Linked DNA regions of Homo sapiens: all the other regions are linked to region 3. The links are chromatin loops, found by intact Hi-C in ENCODE. Cell type or tissue: dorsolateral prefrontal cortex. All regions are shown on one strand.

Region 1 (8,000 bases), 290 kb after region 3:
AACTGAAAACTGAAGGAAATACAATGGATGTTTTACAGAAAGCCCAATTTGGAAAATAGAAAGGTAGATCAACTGTCTAATGGAACCTCTATTTAAGTGCTATTTTTGCTCATGAACTAAAGGCATTCTATAATCACTTCCTCAATAATCTTCCTTGTAAGGTAACTTTACTAATCGGTTTAAGGAACAGAATGTCAAGATTAGCCCTCTTATGCTACTGACTGGCTTTATAACCTTAGGAGGAAAACCATAGTTCATTGATCCTCTAATACGAGCTAGGTATTGTACTAGGTGCCGTCACTTCAGCAGACATGCATTGATTTGATTCTCCCTTCATGCCAGGCAGAGTAAAGCTCTGGAAATGGGAAGATAAAAAAGATACAACCCTTTCTCTCAAGAGGCTCACAGTCTAGTGACAAACATAACATAGGATACTCAATGCTCTAGTGTAGATAGAGTGTAAGCAATATGGGGCCCTAAGGAGGGAATGGCCGTGTATTATCTCGTTGAATCCTCCTCAGAGGACTCTTAGCCCAATTTAGCAGACCAGGAAACTGAAACTTACAGGAGTTACACAATGTTGGAGAAAAACCACACACCTCCAAAACTTTATGCTCCTTCTACTAAACTAAGGAAGGGAACCTTTAAATCTCGTTTTTTAAAGTGGTAGAATACCACCCTAGTGCAATGAGTAGGTAGGTAAAAAACTGATAAACACTAATACTTACTGAGTACTTACTAGCTTCCAGACATTGTTCTAAGCACGTTGCATGTATTAATTTATTTAATCCTCACACTACCAATTATATTAGGTATCATAATTATCACCCTGATTTTACTAATGAGAAAAATAGGGAAGGAGGATGAAGTAACTTGCTTACTGGGACACAGTTGGCAAGAACTTGTAACAGCAGGATGTGAACCCAGGCAATTTGGCTCTCACATGGAGAGCTGGGGAGTGTCAAAATAAGATTGCAGAATTTTCTAAATAGGAATACTGTGGGCTGGGGTAGGAGTCACAGCTTTTTCTGCACCAGGTCCACTCTGGGTATTCAGTCCTGCCTGAACATTACCACACAAGAAAGACGGGAGAGCTCAAGAACTCACTAGTCAGGAAGGCATAGGAACCCTATGGAAAAGCGTGCATTTTAAGGAAAGTGTGAATTAGCAGAGGGACAGCATTCAAATGCAAGGCTGTGTGCAAACTTCGAAATGCCTGCTCTCTTGGCTTCTGACTCCCAACTGAGCCCTCCCCTCCTCCCTGGAAAAGACTGAGTGTTATGTCCCAAATGGATGGCCACGGGCTTGTGACCTGAGGAAACTTCTGAAGAGTCCACTTTCAGGGTGCTATGAGTTTGGGGGAGAATCACTACAGTTCTCTCTGAGTGTGGTTCCTTGATCTCTCATTATTTCTGGAAATGCACGCTTTTCTCTGCTCTTCCAAAAGGGCCAAAGAAGGGGCTGGCACCTATGAGATATGGATGGTGTCACTATCGAGCTGCCTGGTCCTCAAAGCTCCCCAAGTGAATTCATCTTGGCTTGCTCAGGACTTTCCCAGTTTTAGCACAGAAATTCCTACTTCCCTAGAAATCCCCAAGTCCTGGGCCAGGTCAGGACAGTTGGTCACCTGACCTTGCCCAGACTCTGCCTAGCATCTTACCAACCCACACCTGCAGACTCAGTCTATTAGTATCATCATTTTACCCCTTCCTCCTATTGTGCAACCCCCTGAATTTCCTAGCATTCCAGCTTTACTGGATGTGCCTCCAAACTCTGTAGGCAGTCTCCTAGAGGCTCAGTCTGTGGACAAAATATCACACGTGTGCAGGCATGATCCATTATGAACAGAGTTCCTTTCTGTGTGTCATCTTATAGAACTTGCCAAGAGCCAGTGCAACAGGCTGGTGGGATGTATAAATATTCTGACTTTACAGTCGAGAAAATTATGACTCAGGTGGAGATGACTTGCTGAAAACAACATAGCTATGATGTGGCAGTATTAGGCCCTCCCTTTTCGAGGTCATGGGCTTGGAACCAACTTCCGTTCAAATCCCAGTTAGGTCATTTCAAGCCGTATGATTTTCCACAAGTTACACAACTTTTCCATGTCTTCATTTCCTCATCTGAAATTTGGAATGGCAACCCAGAATTTATTAAATGAAATAAAATAATGTGCGCACATGACAAACGCTTAGAAAACAATGGCTTTTGGAATACTTGGTAACTGAATCCTGCTTTGTTTCTCGTGGGTAGGAGGCATATTTAAATAAAGGATTCTTTGTCAGAGGAAGAGGTTTAAAACCTTTCTCAACTGAGCTTGAATGGATGAATGAGTCAGAAGAGATGTGTAATCCAAGACTGAGAATAGCAAGACCAAAAGAGAAAAACACGTGCCCCTGCTTAGAATAAACTGGAGGTGAAACAAGAAGGGGCAGCGGTTTGGCAGCACCTTGTAGCCCTTTCCAGGAGCTGCTATTCCCCATCGCTGAGTGACCATTCATTTACGCCATTAAAGCAATCTGTTTCTGACCTGCCAGAAGTCTTCTCTGAGGATCACAGAGCACCCACGATTCTCTTACTGCCTGGAACTCTTCTACCTCTGCCAAAGCTTTCAATCCCCCTTTTATTTACAATAACAAACTAGTGTTAGTGAAGTCTTATCACTTCTGTGTATAAAAAGGCAAAGTGCTTAATACTGGGACAAGTACAGTAAACAACATGTGATTATATATCCCCAGTAATTCCATAATCCAGAACTGTGGCTAACACATTCATCACTATACTTTTTTGTTTTGTTTTTTTTTTTTTTAGATGGAGTCTCACTCTGTCACCCAGGCTGGAGTGCAATGGCGCAATCTCGGCTCACTGTAACCTCTGCCTCCCGGGTTTAAGCAATTCTCCTGCCTCAGCCTCCCAAACAGCTGGGACTACAGGCACATGCCACCATGCCCAGCTAATTTTATGTATTTTTTAGTAGAGGCGGGGTTTCACCGTGTTAGCCAGGATGGTCTCGATCTCCTGACATCATGGTCCTCCCAAAGTGCTGGGATTACAACATCACTATACTTTCTTCCAGTATCTTTTCAGTCTGTCTAAGTACATCTGTGTATATGTCTGAGTGTGTGTGCACGCACCTGTGTTTTTCTGAATAGCTCCTTCCCTTAGTCCTTTCTGCTAATAGCATGGCCACCTTTTTCTTTGGAGATGGGTCTTTTCCTTTGAAACATGAGGACCAGAGAAGGGCTCCCAGTTAGAGAGAGGATCCACCCCGCCAGCTGCCTCAGTGATTGATCCTGATATGGTCATGTGATCCAAGCCAGTCCAGCCTGAGTCCATCCCCAGGAATTGTATAAATCCTTGTGATGGGGAAAGTTGATTTTTCTACCTGGCTTCCTAAAATGAGATAATGTTAGCTCAGATCCATCTTAAACCCAAAAAATAAATTAGCATGTTAAAATAGTTTTTAAAAATTTAGGGGAAGAATTGGAAAGGTTAAAATGTTAAATATTAGACAATTGGAATTGTCTAATAAACAAAGTACCTAACGATGTCCACGGCAATTAATAAGATCATCATAATACTGTCATATTATAATGGCTTTCATGTCATTTGAAGCTCGTTTCAAATGTCACTGTTATGTCTCATGTTGGCCCTGTTACATAAATGCTGCTGGGTGGACCAAAAACATTTTCTTTATTAGATTCCAGAGGCAACTGAATGTTGGTGTTATTAAAGGCAATTTGCATGTATAATTCACAGAATGTTTTGCAATCTTTCTGATTTAATGATTCAGTAGAAATGATCAAATAATCCTCTCATCATACCTGTAGAAGATAAATACAATGATCTATTTTTCCATCATAATTTGTCCTTGAAATATACATTTTTGTCACATTATGTTTGAAGTTAAAACCAAGAAGCTTGTACTGCTAAGTGGTTTGTGGGAGGGAAGCAATTGCCTCAGAAGAATTTTTTTAAAAATACTTACACTTTAGGACTATTACTGGAGACAAACTGATTTCAAAATGTTAACAAGATCTATGCCAGGTTCTCTGATCTTTGGATTTACTCTGACTTCCTAAAGTAAATGTGAAGTTTCCATGTTGTGGTTTTCTCCTTTTCTCCTTTTTTTCCCTTTTATGCTATTTATAAGAGGATATTACCTGTCTTATCATAGGACCATACCTCAAACCCAAAACCCCGACGTATGTGGGCTGCCTCTTTTTTCTTATTGGCACAAGGATGGCACTTCAATCTTCCTGCGATGTCCAAGCCAGGGCCACCTTTGCTTAAGGAAATAAAATCTCTTAGAATGGATCCCTTGGCTATCTCCCTCTGTTTATTCTTCCTTGAAGAAGTTAGTTCTCCCTGTCAGTGTGTGGAAGGCAGGCCCACCACAATTCTGAAATAAGCTTCTAATTTAGTATTCATCTTGTTGCTATAAAGAATGTTGAGCCATAAATACCATCAGAGATGGTGAATGATGTTTCAAAATATTTTCAATCAAACAAGATGTAGTTCTTTCCTGAAAGCCAACTCTGAATAAGCTGGCAAAACAAAATACATAATAGATCTTTGGTCCTTTGTTTGGGATGAGATCATACTGGTTGGGACCGCGTGACTGGCAGGGTTATCAAAGAGAGTTCTGTGGTCTTTGTTCACTTAACGCCTATATTAGTTTCCTAGGACTGCTATAACAAGTGACCACAAACTTGGTGGCTTAAAACCATAGGCCTTTACTCTCACAGTTCTGGAGGCCAGAAGTCTGAAATCAAGGTGTCAGTAGGGCCATGTTCCTTCTGAAGTCTTCAGGGGAGAATCCATTCTTTGCCTCTCCCAACTTCTGGGGCCTTTGGGTGTTCTTCGGCTTGTGGCTGTGTAACTCCAGTCTCTGCCTCCATCTTCACTCCTTTCTCCCCCTTCTCAAATTTTCCTCTGTCTTTCTCTTATAAGGACACAGGATTAGATTTAGGCTCCCCTGCCTACAGCCAGAAATTCAGGTGATCTCATCTCATGATCCTTAATTATATCTGCAAAGTTCCTTTTACCAAATAAGATCACATTCATGAAATAAGATCACATTAAAAAAAATTACCTATTTTTTTCGGTTGTGATCATTCAACCCACTAAAATGCCTAATGGTATTTCATTTGAAAAATGCACTGCTGGCCAGGCACAGTGGCTCACGCCTGTAATCCCAGCACTTTGGGAGGCCGAGGCGGGTGGATCATGAGGTCAAGAGATGGAGACAATCCTGGCCAACATGGTGAAACCCCGTCTCTACTAAAAATACAAAAATTAGCTGGGTGTGGTGCTGCATGCCTGTAGTCCTAGCTACTCTGGAGGCTGAGGCAGGAGAATTGCTTGAACCTGGGAAGCAGAGGTTGCAGTGAGCCAAGATCATACCACTGCACTCCAGTGTGGGTGACAGAGCAAGTCTCTGTCTCAAAAAAAAAAACAAAAACAAAAGAAGAAGAAGAAGAAGAAAAATGTATTGTTTGTAAATTCACTTAAACCAGTGTGGTTAGTCATAATTATTACATTATTTTTGCAGTTATTGGTAACATCCAGTAGTTGGGCTCAGGAAAGAGCTTTAGGTTTTCTCTCCCGACTCTTTACTACCTGGTAGTAGTTACAATGGAAGCAAGTCCCAAACAAACCAAATTCTGGCACATGCATGAACATTCATTACCGCCCTAGCACAAGAGTATGTGTCCCACTTGATATGGTTTGGATTCATGGCCCTGCCAAAATCTCATGTGGAATTGGAGGAGGGGCCTGGTGGGAGGTGAGTGGATCATCGGGGCGGATTTCCCCCTTGCTGTTCTCATGACAGCGAGTCAATTCTCACAAGATCTGATGGTTTAAACATGTGTGAAACTTGTCCCTTTGCTTTCTCTCTCTCCTGTTCTGCCATGGTAAGAGGTGCTTTCTTCCCCTTCACCTTCTACCATGATTGTAAGTGTCCTGAGGCCTCCCAGTCATGCTTCCTCTTAAGCCTGCAGAACTCTGAGTCAATTAAAGCTCTTTTATTTGTAAATTACCCAGTCTTAGGTAGTTCTTAATAGCAGTGTGAAAACAGACTAATACACCATTAATCCTGTAACTCAATAAATCGTCCATTTTTGGCCATGTCAGGCGCTTCAACCAGCACCTTGCAAGAACTCACTCACAGAACATACAACAATATTCAGGCAGCAAGATTAAGCTAGCCCTCCCACTCAGGGCTTTTCAAACTGCAGTTTGCATCTCTCTAGTGTGTTCTCGAATGAATTTAGTGGGTTGCAACCAGCAATAAAAATAACAACGAAACAGAGTAGAACTGAATAGACTATAGCATTACATAAAGTGAGGTAAGAAGCACATTCTCTGGAAAATTTTCCTTTCAGTGTGAATGTGTGTGTATGTGTGTGTACTGGGTCATGATGTAAAATATACTTATTACTGTGATCTAAAAAGAATGAGAGATTCTTTCCTAAGTGGAACTGGATACAGAATATAATGGAGTCCTTTGGCCTAAGGCACCACTCTAACAGCTACAGGCTGATGGGCACCTTAGATTCTTGTGGCCCATTATGGAAGGCAGGTTGTTTCTGCATAATTATTTCTAGTCAGTCTACAAAACCACTCATTTTATCAATAAAAAACTATCTTTTATGTCTTTCATGCTAATCAGAAATGTTCTAAAGATAGTTGCAGGCTTGCAGTAGCTTCCGCTAAAACGTTGGCTTCTCATTAAATTCAGTAAAATACTAACTCCCCCTTCAGGGCATATTCCTGATTAGGGCACTTCAACTGTTACTTACCCATATTAAAGTATAAACAAAATAATATATGCTGTATGTGCCGTAATGTGTGTGCATGTGTTTGTGTGTGTGTGTGTGTATCTGCAATACAGACAGCATCAATTATTCTTCCCTGTCACACGGAAGGCTTGCGGGGAAGATAAGCAAGTTAAAAGAAGGTCATAATCTAATACACAGCACAATATTGTGTTATAATGGTTGATATTCAACGTAAAACACAACACCAGAAAATCTACCTCTAGAAGCCTCTCCCACTACTTGAGTTAGCAGATTCATAAACCAAGGCAAGACTAGAGGATTACAAGGGCATAATCGCAAGTCTAAATGTTCAGTCTTAATTCACCAAGTGGTTTCCAGGTTTTCCTATGTCTATGGAGCACTAGCCGGTCCCTAAAAAAAGATAAGTAATTATTTGCTACTTGAAATATAATAAACATGAAAGGCAAAAACTGAGGGCAGATTATGACTTCCATTCTCCACTTTTCCCTGTCCATGAGCTCACCATCTGGAGTTGGTGAGGAATTGCTCTCAGCCTTTGGACATGATACCCAAAGGCTGAGCCCCAGAGCTGTCTCCATAATTTGCAGGGCCCAGTGCGAAATTAAAATGTGAGGTCTCTTGTCCAAAAAGCAGGGGTAAAGCTTGTTTCCTTTTTTCTTTCATCTTTCTCTCAACCTCTCATACTACTTTTTATTTGCTATTTAATTTTGTACCTCCTTGAAAACAGAGAAACTTGAGGGGTGAGCGTTCACCACCCGAGGTGCCTCGGGCCTCACCCTAGGTCTCACAGCACACCTACCAGAGCCCATCCCTTCCTGAGCCTGTCCTCAGGGCAGATGCAGTCCACGGGAAGAGAATGGCTCATTTCAGGGAGGAGGCTGGAGGTAGGACTGCTCCTGAACTTGGCCACCATGCCTCTGGGGCGTGCTCCTTTGTCCCATTGGACTGCACTTACAAAACACAAACAAATCCGATGATAAAATTGTTAAGGATTTCAAGATGGCACCCACAGTCCATTAATTCCCCAACAGGGGCCTTCTTGAGAGTGGAGCCCTATGTGACTGCACAGACCACAAGACAACCCTGGTGAGTATCTGCCACTTCCAAGGCCTCTGGTTTCTGGGGTCTCTTAAATCAAATTTATAATTATTTCCAATACCCTCACCAGAGTCAGTGACAAAAACAAGACTTTAA
Region 2 (8,000 bases), 220 kb before region 3:
CACTGACCAAAGAAATAGCTGGTACCCAAAATGCATTTGGGAGGTAAAGAGTAGAATGATGGTTACCAGAGGCTGGGAAGGGGGCAGGGGAGGTGGGGATGGTTAATGGGTGCAAAAATATAGACAGGATGAATAAACTCTAGTATCTGATATTGCAACAGGGTGACTACAGTCAACAGTAATTTATTTTACATTTAAAAATAACTGAAAGAGTATCACTGGAATGTCGGTAACACAAAGAAATGATAAATGCTTGAGGTGATGATGGATACCCCATTTACCTTGATGTGATTATTGCACATTGTAGGCCTGTGTCAAAAAATCTCACGTACCCCATACACACACACACACACACACACACACACACACACACACACACACACAGCTACTATGTATCCATAAAAATGAAAAATACCTACCTTCCCCCGCCCAAAAAAAATGCATCTGGGCACATGGGCTAAAGGAAGAATATGGACACAATTTGATATTCACCCTGGAAGGTGGAGGGGCAGCCATTCACCAAATGTGGCCAGACCAAAGTCACTGAGCATGGTGACAGAACCCAAATCTCTCGTAAAGCCAGCCAAAGCAGCACTGTATGCCGCCACGAGTGTGAGCACTCAGCACAGAACTCTGCCTGGTGTACCCCGTGTGGCCTCTGGGGCACCGAGTATGGCCCCTACTGCTGTCTGGTATGGGCATGGGCCTTGCTTATGCTGGTCTTCAACCCAGTTTCTCCTTCTCCTCCAGGGCCCTAGCGGTGCATCAAAAACTGATCCTCCATTCAAAGCCTGCCTTAAATACCACCTCCTCCAAGGGGCCTTCCTAGATTTTCTCTCATCCTTCACCTTCTCTCTTCTGTCATAGTACGTGACCTGAGACTTTTTCTATAGTTCTGCTTCTAGTTGGACTGGAGGAAAAAAAAAAAAAAACTCCATGTATTGGGCTTGCCATAATAATTGTAGGCTCGGGAAAAGCAGAGACCCTGTTTAAAAAAACACAAAAATCACCTTTTCCATAGGGGCAGTACAGCCCTGGAGGAGGGACTCCGTGTGTGTTGAACTGTAAACTGATTACTACCCAGGCCTGGGAGGGGTAGGAAGCCCTGGCCTCATGGAGAATAATTTGTATAACGATATCCCACAAAGCTAGACGACTTCAGGATGCTCGGGGAGGATCTGCAGTTGGTCAAAGCCGCAGCTGTTGCCACTCTGGGCTTCTCAACCTAGCTGAAAGAGGCATCTTTTCTTTCTCTCCAGGCCCAGCCAGGCCTTACCAGGGTGAAGGCACATGCCTCTCTGGCTGGCTAGCCGCAGGCCGGAAATCCATCCAGAGAAACAACAGCTTGTGCCTTCCTGAAGGGCCCGCATTCTGTGTGTGAGCCCAGTGGGGTCCTCCCAGAAGCTCTCTAGGGACATCCTCTCAGATGCAGGTTTTGCAGGCTCCCTGCTGTCCACACCCAAGCCCCCAGCAAGGGGCAGTGCAGAGACCGCAGGACCTTGTGTCTAGTTCAGGCTTCAAAGCTCTGCAGGACAACTTAGCAACAGCAGGAGGCTGTGCTCGAGGCACTCACCCCTCAAAGCCTCAGCAGCTCCATCTGGAAAACAGGGCAGTCACCTGCCCTGCTCTCCCCCTATTACGGGCTGGACTGTGTCCCCTCAAATCCATGTTGAAGCCCTGGCCGCGGGAACCTCAGCACGTGATTGTGTTCAGAGATAGGGCTTTTAAAGAGATTATTACATTACAATGAGGCCCTTAGATGGGCCCTAATCTGATGGGTGTCCTTAGGGATTTGGACCCAGAGACACCAAGGAAGCTCAGGTACAGAGGACAGACCGTGTGAGGGCACAGTGAGAAGCTGGCCGTCTGCTGGCCAAGGAGAGAGTTCTTAAGAGACCCATGGCCAACACTACCATCTCAGGCTTCCAGCCTCCAAAACTGTAAGAAAATGAGTGTCTGTTGTTGAAGCCACCCAGTCTATGGCATGTTGTTATGGCAGCCCCAGGAGACTAACACAGCTCCCAAGACCAGAGTGGGGATCATGTGGGCCAACACTTGAGAGGGTACTTGGAAGCTGTGGTGTGCCCCCTAGTGGCATGGAGTACTAGATGCATGTGGTGGGCCATCCAACGTGAATGCAGCCATCCCAGGGCCCCCAGATGTCAGGATAAAATCAGCACCTTCATGGGCATTGCTCCCTGGTTAGGACTGGCCGGGTGGAAAACTGCCAGGGAGCTCTGACCTGTGGGACCATTTTACTCATTATCGCTGGACCCCCTCACCGTGCCTAGCAAAGGGCAGGCTTGGAAATAAGTTTCCTAAACGTGGTACACAAGATAAACTGTTTCTCACAGGGCGCAAGCTCGAGTATGGCAGATGAGTCACAGGACATCAGTGAGGGAAATATCCCCATTCATAGCGTAGGGCCAGAGCTGGGTTTTGAGGCAGGTCTGTTGCTAGTGAGGATGACGGTGCTGATGCCTAGTGAGCTGAGGGCTGAGTTCTAGCACATTCCATGTACTACCTCATTTAATCGTCGCCACAACCCTATGCGCAGATACACTCCCATTTTAACGTAAGGAAACTGAGACACAGAGAGATGAAGTAACGTGCCCAGTGATACATGTACAGTAAGTGGGAAGCTGAAATAAAAACAAAGCAGAGGACTAAAGAAAGGGGAGGAAGAACAGGAAGAAGGCAGGAACAGCCTGGGCAAAGCAGGAACAGCCTGGGCAAAGGCAGAGGTGTGGGAGAGCCCCAAGATGTGAGGCAGACAGTAGACGGAGACCCTTGCAAACAAGAAGAGTCAGTGGTGTGGCTGTGTAGGAGATGGCTGGGCTGCAGCTGCCCGCGGAGGTGCGCCGAGGTCAGGCTATGACCTGCCTACAGCAAGAAGCACAGCAGCTCCTGGGCTCAGGTGTGTCCTGCTCAGGCTATGTGGCCTCAGGGAGACACCTGCTATGGAGTGCTGCTGTGGAGGTCCCTGAGGCTCGGAAAACCTTGGGGATGAGCCCAGGCCTCAAGGGCAAGACCCAAGTCAGGCCCTGTGCTAGCCAGCTCTGGTGCTCCCAAAAGCCAACTTGTGTAGTTCCCAGTTATTTCTCACTCTCATTCACTAGCATGCTCAGGTGTTCACTCAATGGGGATATAGCGAACTAACTCGGTTTCTGCTGCTCCACAGTGGAAAGCCCACTGCTACCTCGAGATCCAGCTCTGTTGATGCCATGAATAATGGCAACAACAAAATCATTCTTAATTAAATACCCGCCATGTGCTAGGGCCTTTAGACACTGCATAGAATGTAATCCTCACAACCCCGAGAGGCAGGTGTCTTCACCATCAGTTTATAAATGAAGAAATGGAGGCACAGAAAAGTTACATTACCAGCCTGTGGCCACACAACTGCGTAGGAGCCCAGGTCCTGCAGGATCCTGCACTTCCTCCCACTCAGAAAGGGGAAATGGCAGCAGAAGGTTGAGGGCTTTGGAAATCCCTCTAACTCTAAGCTAATTTTAGAGAAATCTAATTAATTCCAAAGGAACCAGCGCCTGCAGAGTGCTGAAGAACCTGCTCAGAGCCATATCCCTGCTGGCTCTGGGAAGCCCAGGGTCCTGAGGGAGACAGAACTGAGCTTTAGTGGCATGGGGCCTCTACTTGGGACTCCACCCCGCACCTACAGTGTGGGGGATCTCTGGACCTTAGTTTATCCATCCTCACCTCGTGCTCCACCACCAGTGGAAATGGCGGCAAAGGCTCAGGTGCTTCCTCTTGTCACCAGAGGGAGCCAGACGCTTTCTCATGCCAGGGAATGCCTGCCTCACTGGTGTGGCTGAAGCAGTGCAGTTCAAGGTAGGAGGGTCACCAGCTCCTCTGAGGGTGGCTCCCCCGCCTGTAGGAGGACACGGCGGGGCAAATGACTCTGTGGGAGTCTGTGGTAATCAGTGAAGGTCCTCACGCCGTGTCTGTCAAAAAAATGACCATCTCCGAAAAGCCCAAGAAGGGAAGGGAGGCCTGCTATTACCCCAACCACAGGGTAATAGAAGGACCCATATCAGGGACCTCCCTGATATGGTTTCGCTGTGTCCCCACCCAAATCTCATCTTGAATTGTAGCTCCCATAATTCCCACGGGTCGTGGGAGGGACCCCATGGGAGGTAACTGAATAATGGGGGTGGTTACCCTCATGCTGTTCTCACGATAGGGAGTTCTCACGAGTTCTGATGGGTTTATACGGGGCTTTTCTCCATTTTGTTCAGCACTTCTCTCTCCTGCCACCATGTGAAGAAGGAAGTGATTGCTTCTTCTTCTGCCATGATTGTAAGTTTCCTGATGCTTTCCCAGCCATCCTGAACTGTGAGTGAATTAAATCTCTTTTCTTTATAAATTATGCAGTTGTAGGTGTGTCTTTATTAGCAGCATGAGAATGGACTAATACACTCCCCAATCTCATACAGTCCGTACTTGACTCGGTTCATCTTCCCAAAACATATTAAATCACACTCATCCCCTATTTTAAACCCTCACAGGCTTCCTGACTCCATGCCAGGCTGTGCGACTACAGGCAGATGGGGCTCTGAGTGCAGGTGGGGACCTGGCTCAGGGCCTCCCTCCGAGTGTGTGCTGACTGGTGGGGATTGCCCTGGCTGGTGTACGGTGCTGGTGTACAGTGTCCAAGGAGGCCCGTGAGCACCAGAGTGAGGCTCAGCAGAATGAGAATCAGGCTCTGGGGGCAGAGTGGGTGGGCTAGCGGCAGGTCCCTGGGGCACTGTCTATCCGTGGATTCATGCCCAGGCCCCATGCAGGAGCAAATGAGTAGAGACTCAGTGATCATGCATAGGGCACAAGATAGGGATGGGAGCTGGGGTTCCAGGATAAAGCAGAAATCCTAACATCAAAACTACGTCCTGCATCCGGGGAAAGTACTGAACATGCAGCAGAACATAGGCTGCATCAGCAGAAATCCCTCCTATCTAGAGGCAGGGTTGGTGTCCTGAGGTTCTGACTGGGAAGGGCAGACTGCAGAGGTGCTAGCCAGGTTGGCACCAGCTGCACGCAACCGATGCATTCTCACCCCTTTCCAACCTCACCTCCAGCGGGGCCCCTACACCATGGGTTTTGTTTGACGAACGGTGGAAAACAGTCAAGATGTGAGTCAAATGCAAATTTCACCCTGATTTTATCACTAAGGGGGACACGGCCGCTTGCTGACATGACAGTCGGCTGATTTTGAAGCCTGGTGAAAACTAAGGATGGATTATTAAACTCTGGATTTATGTGTTCTGCAAGCAGGGAGCTGTCACTGTCAGAAGTCGACAGAGTTTAGCAGGAACAAGTCACGCCAGACCAACTTCATTTCCTCTGCAGTTTTCTGATAGGAACAGGATGCTGATTAGATTGAAGACAAGTCATAAACACATTATACTGTGAGGCAAGTACAGACTGGACAAAAACACTCACTCACTATATGAGAGAGGGAACCATGCATGATGCTGAGACACAGAACTGGCGGAACCATCTCAAAGCCGTGGAGCAGATGTGTGAAGTCCTGTGGAGCAGGATGGAGGTCTTGGCCAGTGTGCCAAAGGGTCACTCCTATCCCATTCTCTGCATGTGGGATGGATACACTGGCATGTTATGCCCATTTGAGAGGGAAGATTCATACACTAGAGGTAGACTGAGGATTCAACATGGCCAAACTATCTGTCTGAAAGGGAGCCAGCATTCGCCTGCAAGCACTTTAGGATGGGCTGAGGAAGGTATGGAGCAAGAGCTCATCAAGGCAGGAAGAGCTGCAGCGGAATGGAGCTTCAGCATGAGTTCCCACCAGTGATGCACTTATCCCAAATGCCCATGCAACCTCCGTGGCATTAACAGAGTCAGGGTTACAAAGGGGCAGCCCCCATATTCTCATAGAGTCAGCTGCCAGTGTGGTCAGTCTGGAATGTGACATTTAGAGGGGGCCATACCATGCTGGATTACCTCCTGGAGGGGCTTTTGGGAGAAGTAAGGATCTAGAAGCCGTGCCATGTAATAACTAAAGGACTGGAGAAGTTTAGCCCCAGAAAACACAATGAGCAGGCAGCAAGGCTGGAACACTGTCATGGGGAATAAAAGCTTAAGCACCAAGTTTCCCTCCAGAAGCCAGAGTCGGATTCAGGATGCAGTCATAAGATAGCAGGTGACAAGGAACATGGAGCACGGGGGACTGGCTGTCTTCAGAGGGGTAGTGAGCTGCTCACCACCAAGGGTATTCAGGTGGAGGCCAAGTGCCCAGGTATCAGGGTTGAAGGGAAGGGCATTCCTGCTGGGTGATAGGAAGGCAGACTGGAGAGTCCCCAAGTCTGAACAAACTGCCAAAACTTTCTCAAGCATCTCACCATCCCAGGCATCCAGAGGACCCGGAATCCACCTCACTGTTGGCTCTATGCCACGGGTGTGAAGTACTTTCCTGAAGGGGCAGAAGTGATTACACTCAGCACAGGGAGGAAGCAGGATGTGGGGCTGCCTACCAGAAAGCCATGTCAGCTCCTGGCCACCCCCCACCGCCCTGCTTGTCAGCTCTCTCGAGATTCCCAGACTGAATCAACATGAGTTGCTTAATTTCTCTGCGTCTCTGTCCTGGAAGATGGCTTTTCTGGAAAACTCATCCTTGCAGGCAGTGTGTTCCTCTAGAGAAATCTGAGCATCGGGGTTCTAACTCACAGGCTGGAAAATGGAGGCCAGGTATTGCTGAGGAATGTCTCCTCTAAAAAAGGTAACAAGACAGACTGGTAAATAGCAGACCTTCAGGGCATACCACGTTCACCTGGGCAGATCACCTGGTGAGGTCCTTAAGGCCCACCTGAGACCAGAACTGGAGAAACGATCCTCATAATTGGAACAAACAATATGAGCTTTATTCTTCTGGAAGATCACTTCTGGTTCTGTTTGCAGATGAAGGAGAGGGAAGAGACAAATTGTGCACAGCAGGGAAGCAAAGTCAGCCTCTGACTGCATCTTTCGGGTTGGTGTTAACTGAATGGCTCAGACTTCCTGCATCAGCAATGGGCAGGCAGCAACTGGGCCTTTAAAAAAAATTATAAGGAAAATGACTGTTTAGTTCTGACACATGACAGGCTGGCTTGAAAGAAGATAGGTTCTCTTTATTTTTTCAGAAGGAGTTTCACTCTTGTCGCCCAGGCTGGAGTACACTGGGACGATCTTGGCTCACTGCAACCTCTGCCTCCTCGGTTCAAGCAATTCTCCTGCCTCAGCCTCCCAAGTAGCTGGGATTACAGGTGCCTGACACCATGCCCAGCTAATTTTTTGTACTTTTAGTAGAGACGGGGGTTTCACCATGTTGGCCAGGTTGGTCTTAAACTCCTGACCTCAGGTGATCCACCTGCCTTGGCCTCCCAAAGTGCTGGGATTACAGGCGTGAGCCACGGTGCCTGACCTCGAGCATAGGTTCTCTTAAAGCAGTGGTTCTTAACCAGTGGCAACTTTGCCCGCCAGGGAACACTGAGCCATGTCTGAAGACAGTTTTGCTTGTCACAATGGGCTGGGGTTGCTGCTGGCATCTGGTGAGTAAAGGCCAAAAATGCCACTGAACCTGCAATGCACAGGGCAGTCTCCACAACAAATAATTATCCGTTCTAAAATGTCACTAGATGAGATGGAGTTGAGAAACTACTCAAAAGCCACCGAAGTGCAATTGATCTCAAAGCCTTGCTTGGCACACAGTCCACTTGTGGTGTAAGCAGGAAAGGATGTGGGGAGCTCACTGGGATCTGTTTAATATGGCTTGTCATTTGGTACTTAGAATTGAATAGGCTTGAAGAATGCTCTCTTTTCTGCCAAAGGAAAAGATGAAAACCTGAACCCTACAATTCTAGAGCTCTTGGCTTTCTTTGAAAGCCAGAATTAACTTTCTTGTCCACTGGTTCAGGAACCAACCCTTCTGTGAAGTCAGAAGTGTTTCCATAACATCTCAACACCTTTTCCACGGGGTAGAATGTCGT
Region 3 (8,000 bases):
AACTAATCATCTAGAAGTGTCAGAGGCTTTAATTTCCTGTACACACCCTTATCTACTCCAGTCCTCAGTAATTTGATACCACACAGAAACCTCTATATGCAGGGCTACCCTCAGCGAGTGGCTTAAAACATTTTAGGGGGTCTCTGCAAAACACCAATAGGCACACACAAAATGACTTTCTCCCCATGCAGTTCTCATATGCCTGCATCTTCTCCAACCAGTCCAAGACTTAAGCACATGTTACATCCTTGCAAACAGGACTGGAGCCACTCGAAGCCAAAACCCAAGTAGAAGAAAATTAAATTGCATTCTCTGTTCCATACAAAATGACTATCAAACCGAGCAGGCCTCTCCTCTTATGCTGCAAAAATTATGTCATAGCCAGTCAGGAGGTTTAGGTGACTATGATGGAACATCCCTGTGACTATTGGTTTATCTGAAGCATGGTTTCCAGTTAAGATGTTTGTAACCGTAATAGATTTCAGAATCCACAGTTGGCCCAGGTTGCACCTGGGTTACTTTATCTAGATCACTGAGTCTGGCTTTCAGGATCAGTGTCTTTCTGTACTGCCTGACACCAAGGCAAAAGTTGCAGGCCCCCAGCCTAGCCTAACAATTGATGGCCTTATATACAATACAGTTTTCCTTTGAGTTTCCTCCCTGGGCAGGTTCTTGGTGGAAAACAAACACATGCATACATACACACACACACAGACACACACACACATTTTCTCTCTCTCTCTCTCACACACACACACACACACACACACACACACACACACACACGAGTCCTCCTTCTCAAAGTTGCTTCTTAAATCACAGGCAACCTTCTGCTTCAGTTCTGCAGTTGGGAAGCCTACACTAGTGTCATTCAGGACACTGAGAAATTTGTCTTTTCAGAAAAAAATAAGGAAATGAAACTGCAATATTTTAAGGCACCTGGGGAGATGAAATAAGAAGGTGGACTCTGGGAATCTAATAGGAAATAACATCGTTGGCATAGAATTTGTAACCACCCTCCTCTCTGTGAAAGGGAGCATTACTGGCACTGTCCCAAGGCAAGTCCTTCCTCAAGTATCTGGAAATGCCTCATTAGAGAGGCAGGCTGATTGCCAAGGTAAGGATCACGTATAACGCACACTTAGCACGTGGACCCTGCCCTGTGGTCCCCTACAGACACAAGGTCTCAGGTTTCCTAAGAAAGCCATGATGAATTAAAAGGAAGAAATGTGCCTTTCCTGCAAACAGCCTGCAATATTTCATTCTCCAATTATCCACAGAGAAGTCTCGCATGGCTGAAGGAGCAAACTTTTTTTCCCCATCTCCCAAATAACAGATGAAGAGAAAACTCTGAAGTGGCCCAGAAGAGCAAAGCCCATAGCAAGCTGCGTCAGTCAACCCTGACAAGCCAACTATTTATTTTCATGAGGCTCCGATGGCAAGGCAAAGACGAGGGCAGCCGGGCAAAGCAGAGCCCTTAGAGCCTTATGCCTCCACTCCTAGTAATCAAAATGAATTCAATTTCCTAGGCCTGTCCTCTCCTGGGCCTCCAGCTGCTTTCTGCAAGTCACCTGTTGACTCCTGTTACCCTACCCCACCCAACCAGGCTTTCCATCAGCGAAGGCTAGAAGTGCCAGGATGCCGCCACCAGGTGGACCGAATTCCTCCTCTGCTTGCCATTCCCCTGTTCTGGGATTAAAGTCAACCTCCTATCTCCTGGGGCCAGCCCTGCCTCCAGAAGTCCACCACTCCAGGAGTACTCGGCTTCTTAACTTTCTAAAGGAGCTAGGCCATTCATCTAGTTGCAGCCCAGCTTCATTTATTTGTCAAATCCTTAGATCACTGCAACCGAAAAATAGTAAGCCCACGCTTTTATCACTCCTGGGGTGAAAAGTTCTGCGGGTGTTTGCCACACATGAATAATGCACTCTACCGAGCAAAATTGGTTTGAGGCAAACAAACCGTTAAAGTGGAGGCAGCTGTTGATATACTAATTACCTCCTTCTAAACATAGACCCGGTTAGGTATTATGTACTTTGCATATGTCACAGTACAGACCCACATATATTTTATTAATGTGAATTTGCATCTCTGTAATACATGTACTTATTTAAATATTTTAACAGTTAAATTTCCCCTAAGGAAGTGCCGATAAACTGACTCCCAAAACACAATTATCCCCTATCCCTCAAATTCCAAGGGCTAATAGGTACTGTCTGCAACTGCATATTATAACTATAGACACAATAAGTGTATTTTATAGAACAGAAAACAAGGTATGCTTTTGACTACAGGGTTCACTTGCAGTCTACAAGTTACGAATGCACAAGACAGAGACCGGGATGTAAACGCTTTTCGTCTCAGAATGAGCAACAGAAATGTATTTGATTTTCAAAAGCCCTGAAATTCTGTCACCCCAGGAACAGAGCTGAGTTTGAAGACCCCCTCTCTCACAACCACCTAACTTCCTCAACACCGGAGACCAAGCACTGCTTGTATTTCCCTTTAACAGTGAGCCCTGAGCCTTAAGAGATAGTTTATGAATGGTATACAGCCCCCAGCGTCTGGCCCTCATGAACTTTACCCCAAGGCCAGGAATGAGGGATTAATCATAGCATCAGGATACGCGTGGTTCTATCTCTGGATGTGGTTATTCAATGGCCAAAATCTTGTCCAATTCTATCTCCATCAAACTTGCTCAGGAATACTCAAAGTCTATGACATTTGATTCCAGTTGCGGGTCAATAGCCAAGTAATGATTTAACACTATAAACTCTCAAAAAAAATTTCCCGTTTAGACAGGACTGTACTTAGGTGTGGAAGCACGCTCTCTGGAACTCAAGTTGCGACCACCTGAGCAGAGGAGGCGAAAGCGACAAAGTAGGTACCTGACAGTGCTGAGTCATTACAAGCTGTTTCCTCTGAAATGTTACGCACCCATGGGCCCTCTGAGCATTAACATCCCCTTTCTGGAGGCAAATAAAATACATATTCATTGTGGAAAATGGTGCAACCTTCTGTAGGCGACAGACCACGATGGGGAATTTAGCACTAAGAGTGGATAGCAGGAACTACACAAACTCGCAGCTGCTCTCTAGGTACCGTAACTTTATCCCAGACGCTCAAAGAGGGCTATAGGGATACCGGGTGGCAATATTCCCCCTGCAGCCCCGGCTCAGGCCAGGGCCACACTAGGGCGCATTTCACTCTAAGCTGTTATATCCCCCTGTAATTGGCGGATGTAGAAAGCGCCCGGAGAAAATGATGCATAATAGATTTGTTCTCGAGGAGGATGCAATGGAGAGTAGAGGACGCAGGATGCTAACTGGTTTTTCTTCCCATGTGCAGGTCACCTGAAAACCCCGACGCTTTTTCGTTCCTCTCCAAGGAGAACCCTGAACTCACCGTCTCGCTCCGCTCTTATGGGGGGAGAGGAATAGTTTCACGCCCACCTGCCCGCCGCCTCTCCTCCCCCGGCACCCCCTGCCCCAGCCGGACGCGCGCGAGCTGCTACCGGCATCAACGGTCCCGCCCGCTACCCGCTCGCTGGCAGCCCCGGCCGGCAGCTCCCCCGGCGGCCGCCTCTGCACCACTCGCCAACCTCCACGCCGGGCCGAGGTCATGCCCGCCTGCCCCCAGCGCCGGGCGGCCCCCTCGTCGGGCCAGGCGGCCGCTCGAGAGCCGGGCTGGGGAAGGGGCCCGCGGCGGAGTTGGCTCGGGGACTCACCAGGTAGGCGCCCACCGTGCCCTGCGCCAGCATCAGGGCGCACTCGGACACCAGGAAGATCTTGATGTTGGAAAAGCAGGACACCTTCTTTTTCTTTTTCTTGTTCCTCTGCGCCTCGTCCCCCTGCAGCTCGCCGCTCCGGCCGCCGCCCGACGAACCGCCCGGCTTCTTCCCCTGCATCCTTCCCCCGCCGCCGCCGCCGCCGCCGCCGCTGCCGCTTTCCCGCTCGCCCCGGGTGTCGGGGCCGCTGCCGGGCGGGGGTGCGCGCCTCGAGGCTGCGTGCTGTCCCCGCCCCGGGTTCGCGGCGGCCGCCCCCGTCCTGCCGGGGCTGGAGAGGTGGAAGGCACAGCTCCTCGCCGCCGCCGCCGCCGCCGCGATCGCCCCTTCCTCCTCCTCCTCCCCCGCCTCCGCCCTCCCCTGGCCTCCTCCTCCGGCTCCGGCTGTGCCAATCACAGGGGCTCGTCGCGCCGCCCGCCGCCGCCGCTGCCTCGCCTCCCGCGGCCGCCCGCCGCTGCCATCGCCCGGTTCCCCTTGCCCGCCGGCCGCGCCTGCTCTCACCCCCTCAGCCCCAGCCCCAAGGCCTGGGCCTGGGCCGCCGCTGCGCGCCCTCGCCGAGCCGCTCCTCGCTGCCGGTGCGCCCCCGGGGAGGCACGGGAGGCGGGCTTGGGATGCGGAGGGCGGCCCGGCGGCCGAGGCTGGGAGGGTCCGGCTGCCGGGAGAACTGGGGAGACCCGGAGTCCTTGCGGAGTAAGGGGGGTGCCCCTGAGGGCGGGAGGCGGCGCCCGGCCCCTAGGTGGCGCTGCGGGGCACGGGGCCCCGCGGCGGAGACTGGCGGCTCTGCGCCGGGCGCGGAGATGGGGTGCGGAGGCGCCCCCGCGGGGCTGGGACCCGGCGCTCGGGAACCCGGGTGCCCAGGCCTCAGAGGGCAGGCTGTTCCCAGGAAGGGAGAATACTGAGTACCCAGGAAGGGCTTGGCGCGCGCTCTTCTCCGCCCGGGGATTTCTGGGGACAGATGTTGTGCTCTGGGTCTTGGGGAGGTGCCAGAGGTCAGAGCTGCTTGAGGCTTCTGCCGCCTGCCGGTTTCTGCCCCAGCTGTCCCCGGCCACAGGGGGTGTTGAAAAGGCCCCAGACCGAAAGGACAGAAAGGGGAAGTTAGAGGAATACGTCGGGAGCCCCACGGACCGTTAGTGCCCCAGCCTCGGTGTCCAGGCGCTGCAAGATCGCCGCGGCCCCAGCAGAGGGCCTTCTCCGGCCCTTCATCCGCCCAGGGCCCCGCTGCTGGAGCGCTCAGCAAGCGGCCAGCCGCAGGCCTGCTGGGTCCCCACCCGTCCCCTGGCTCTGTGGCCCTGGCCACCATCCTCGGCCTTGACCTGAATGCCTGGCCCATGGCAGCCGCTCCTAATTACTCCCCACTCTCACCGTTACCAAGGAGTGTGGGCCACAGGGCACTACCAATAGGATCTGCTAGTTCTCAACTGCAGCGTTTGGAAGCTGAGAGAAAAGCTCAGAGGGCTGGACAGGTACCAGGAAACAGCACCTTCCACCTGGGCCATTGGGGGACTCAAGGAATCATTTAAAACGGTTTCCTTAATAATTGTGTCAAAGAAAATGACCCACTCTCCCAAGCGCCTGTGTCCAAATGCAGGCTCAACTTCAAAACTGAATAGCAATGAACCCGACCATATTTTTCCTTTCTCCCGAAGAACTTGAATGAGAATGGAGGGTGTAATGGTGGGGATGTTGTTTTGCCATGGCATTTAAATATAAACTGCTTCATCCTTCTGTGGCTCCAGACGTGATCTCACCCAGGCTTGGTGTCGCTTTGAGATGCCCTCACCTTGTCTAGGCCACCTCCTATCTGAATTGGCTCCCCCCACACTTGAAGTCTCTTCCCGTCTTCCCCACTTCCTGAATCAGTGGTCACACCATTCCCGGCCAGTCCTATAATGAGAATCCTTACTGCCCCCTTCTTTCTTCCCCACACCCTCCTATCACTCGGAGCCAACTTCTCTGCAGGATCTTTATGTCCCCCTCTTTCCCTCCCCATCACTTTGCTTCATGGGCTACCTCCCCACTTCCTCCTGAGAAGACCCTTGACAAGCTAGCTCTGTTCCCTGCCTCTGTGACGGTAAGCTGCAAAGCTGAGCTGAGACTTGTCTACGAATGGTGACCCCATTGCTAATGAAATGTGCGGAGTGCTTTATAGTCTTCAACTCTTATTTACATTCTTTGTAATAACAAGAGCTAATGTTTACTGTGTGCTTATTATGGCCAGACACCATTCTCAGTGCTTCACCCGCATTTACAACGTAATCCTCACAGCAATCCTCTAAACCAGATACTATTATTAGCCTTGTTTTACAGATGAGACAACTGAGGCCTAGAAAGGTTAACCTGACCAGTGTCACTTGTCTAGTAAGTGGCAGGGCAAGTCTTTGAAAACCAGGTTGTCTGCCATCATAGCCCAGGTTCTTTATAACTACATACATATTATCTCGTTTATCACGCAGTGTGGTTCATCTGATGGGGAGGCTGGGACTTATGTTGTTCCTCTTTTATAAAGCTGGAAAGGAACAAAACTTGCATCCATGTCCAGCCCTTTTTGTTCTTTTTTGTTTGTTTGTTTGTTTGAGATGGAGTTTCGCTCTTGTTGCCCAGGCTGGAGTGCAATGGTGCGATCTCGGCCCATGGCAACCTCCACCTCCCGGGTTTCAGTGATTCTCCTGCCTCAGCCTCTGGAGTAGCTGGAATTACAGACGTGCCACCACACCCGGCTAATTTTGTATTTTTAATAGAGACGGGGTTTCTTAATGTTGGTCAGGCTGGTCTCGAACTCTGATCTCAGGTGATCCACCTGCCTCAGCCTCCCAAAGTGCTGGGATTACAGGCATGAGCCACCACGCCCGGCCAGCCCTTTTTGTTCTATGCCACAATGCCTCATGTACAGACTGAGAAGGGCACAGCCTTCTTTCAGCTTAACCATTTATTTTAGATTAAAAAATTAGCTGTCTTTAGAGAAATCACACACTTTTGCTGTCAGATAAAGGATTTCGGATTAGGGTTGTGGATTCTTCCTATAATTAATGGTAAGCAGCCATGAAAGTAATCCTGGTGCCTGAAGCCTAAAGAATCATCAAAGTCAGCCTCAGGGAAATCAGGCTGCGGCCTCACAACAGTCAGAAAGAAGGAATTTAACAAGTTCAACTCCCTTCCTTCTTTGCTCATCCTTTATTTACTTGTAGATCAGGGCTCCAGGGATGATAAGGTGGGTTTATGAGCACCAAGTGCTTCTGCTTGGCATTCCCCTAGCCCCGTATGCAGATAGAGGAAGCAGCAGAAAAATAGTAAACATCCTTGTATCTGTACAGCACGTTAATGCTTATGAAGTACTTCTATGTCCTGTATCTCAGCTGAAGCTTACAACAGGGAGAGCTGGTCTTATTAGCCCCTTTTTTTTCTCAAAAGAAACAACAGTAGGTGGATTTTGGGAGCTCACCGCCAGCAAGTGGCAGGAATTGAGTCTACATTTGCCACCCCAAATTGGTGGGAGTGAGAGGTGAAGCCAGCTGGACTTCCTGGGTCGGATGGGGACTTGGAGAACTTTTCTGTCTCACAAGAGCATTGTAAAATGCACCAATCAGCACTCTGTAGCTAGCTAGAGGTTTGTAAAATGCACCAATCAGTGCTCTGTAAAAACGCACCAATCGGTGCTCTGTAGCTAGCTAGAGGTTTGTAAAATGGACCAATCAGCACTCTGAAAAATGGACCAATCAGCAGGACATGAGTGGGGACAAATAAGGGAACAAAAGCTGCCCCACCCCCCCCCCCCCCCACGCTGTGGAAGCTTTGTTCTTTTGCTCTTCACAATAAATCTTGCTGCTACTCACTCTTTGGGTCCGTGCCACCTTTAAGAGCTGTAACACTCACCGCAAAGGTCCGCAGCTTCATTCTTGAAGTCAGCGAGACCACGAACCCACAGGAAGGAACCAACTCCTGACACGGGAGCAGGGAGGAGAAAGAAAGGGAGGTAGAGGGGGTTTAACCCTTCCATGAACTGCAGTGCCCCCTCCAACAAGCCTCTGAAATAGACGGTTAACACTCATGTGAGCAGGAAAGCCGACAACTTAAACCCCATTAAAGGCCTCAACTGGGCTTCCTTAAATGTTGCCTTGGAGAAATGCTGTAACCTCCACTTCCATGCTAGGGCCTTTTTCATTCATCTCTCCCTCTAGTGGTGGATGGTGAATTTAGGAAGAGGTTGGTATTATGAATG

Evidence for each region. Hi-C counts contacts between places; a loop is a spot of excess contacts. Peaks named below come from ENCODE experiments on the same cell type or tissue, not always from the same donor. Only the 100,000 strongest peaks of a DNase experiment are listed, where the experiment ranks them.
Region 1: a loop joins it to region 3, with 10 times the contacts of the local background. A loop is called at or near these places in 3 of 110 quality-filtered maps.
Region 2: it touches region 3 in a loop (8-fold over the local background); 97 of 110 quality-filtered maps call a loop at or near these places.

The regions. Positions count from the first base shown.
Region 1 is chr15:91,555,874-91,563,873 of GRCh38, reverse strand. No RefSeq gene overlaps it. Among named protein-coding and RNA genes, the nearest start is that of CRAT37, 97 kb to the right of the region's middle. In dorsolateral prefrontal cortex, no CTCF peak of the experiment used is centred here; a DNase peak (open chromatin) is centred at 4,623; H3K27ac peaks cover 6,753 bases.
Region 2 is chr15:92,073,323-92,081,322 of GRCh38, reverse strand. The region is part of intron 2 of SLCO3A1 (solute carrier organic anion transporter family member 3A1); the gene reads right to left. Among named protein-coding and RNA genes, the nearest start is that of SLCO3A1, 220 kb to the right of the region's middle. In dorsolateral prefrontal cortex, CTCF peaks have their summits at 3,573 and 3,773 (motif pointing right); a DNase peak (open chromatin) is centred at 3,792; H3K27ac peaks cover 945 bases.
Region 3 is chr15:91,849,816-91,857,815 of GRCh38, reverse strand. SLCO3A1 (solute carrier organic anion transporter family member 3A1) reads right to left here and starts at 4,108. Exons shown (of 10, transcript NM_013272.4): 1 at 3,728-4,108. The coding sequence starts at 3,907. RefSeq lists silencers at 4,504-4,643, 4,512-4,686. In dorsolateral prefrontal cortex, CTCF peaks have their summits at 1,627, 4,617 and 7,962 (motif pointing left); DNase peaks (open chromatin) are centred at 1,621, 3,565, 4,165 and 4,875; H3K4me3 peaks cover 5,391 bases; H3K27ac peaks cover 6,749 bases.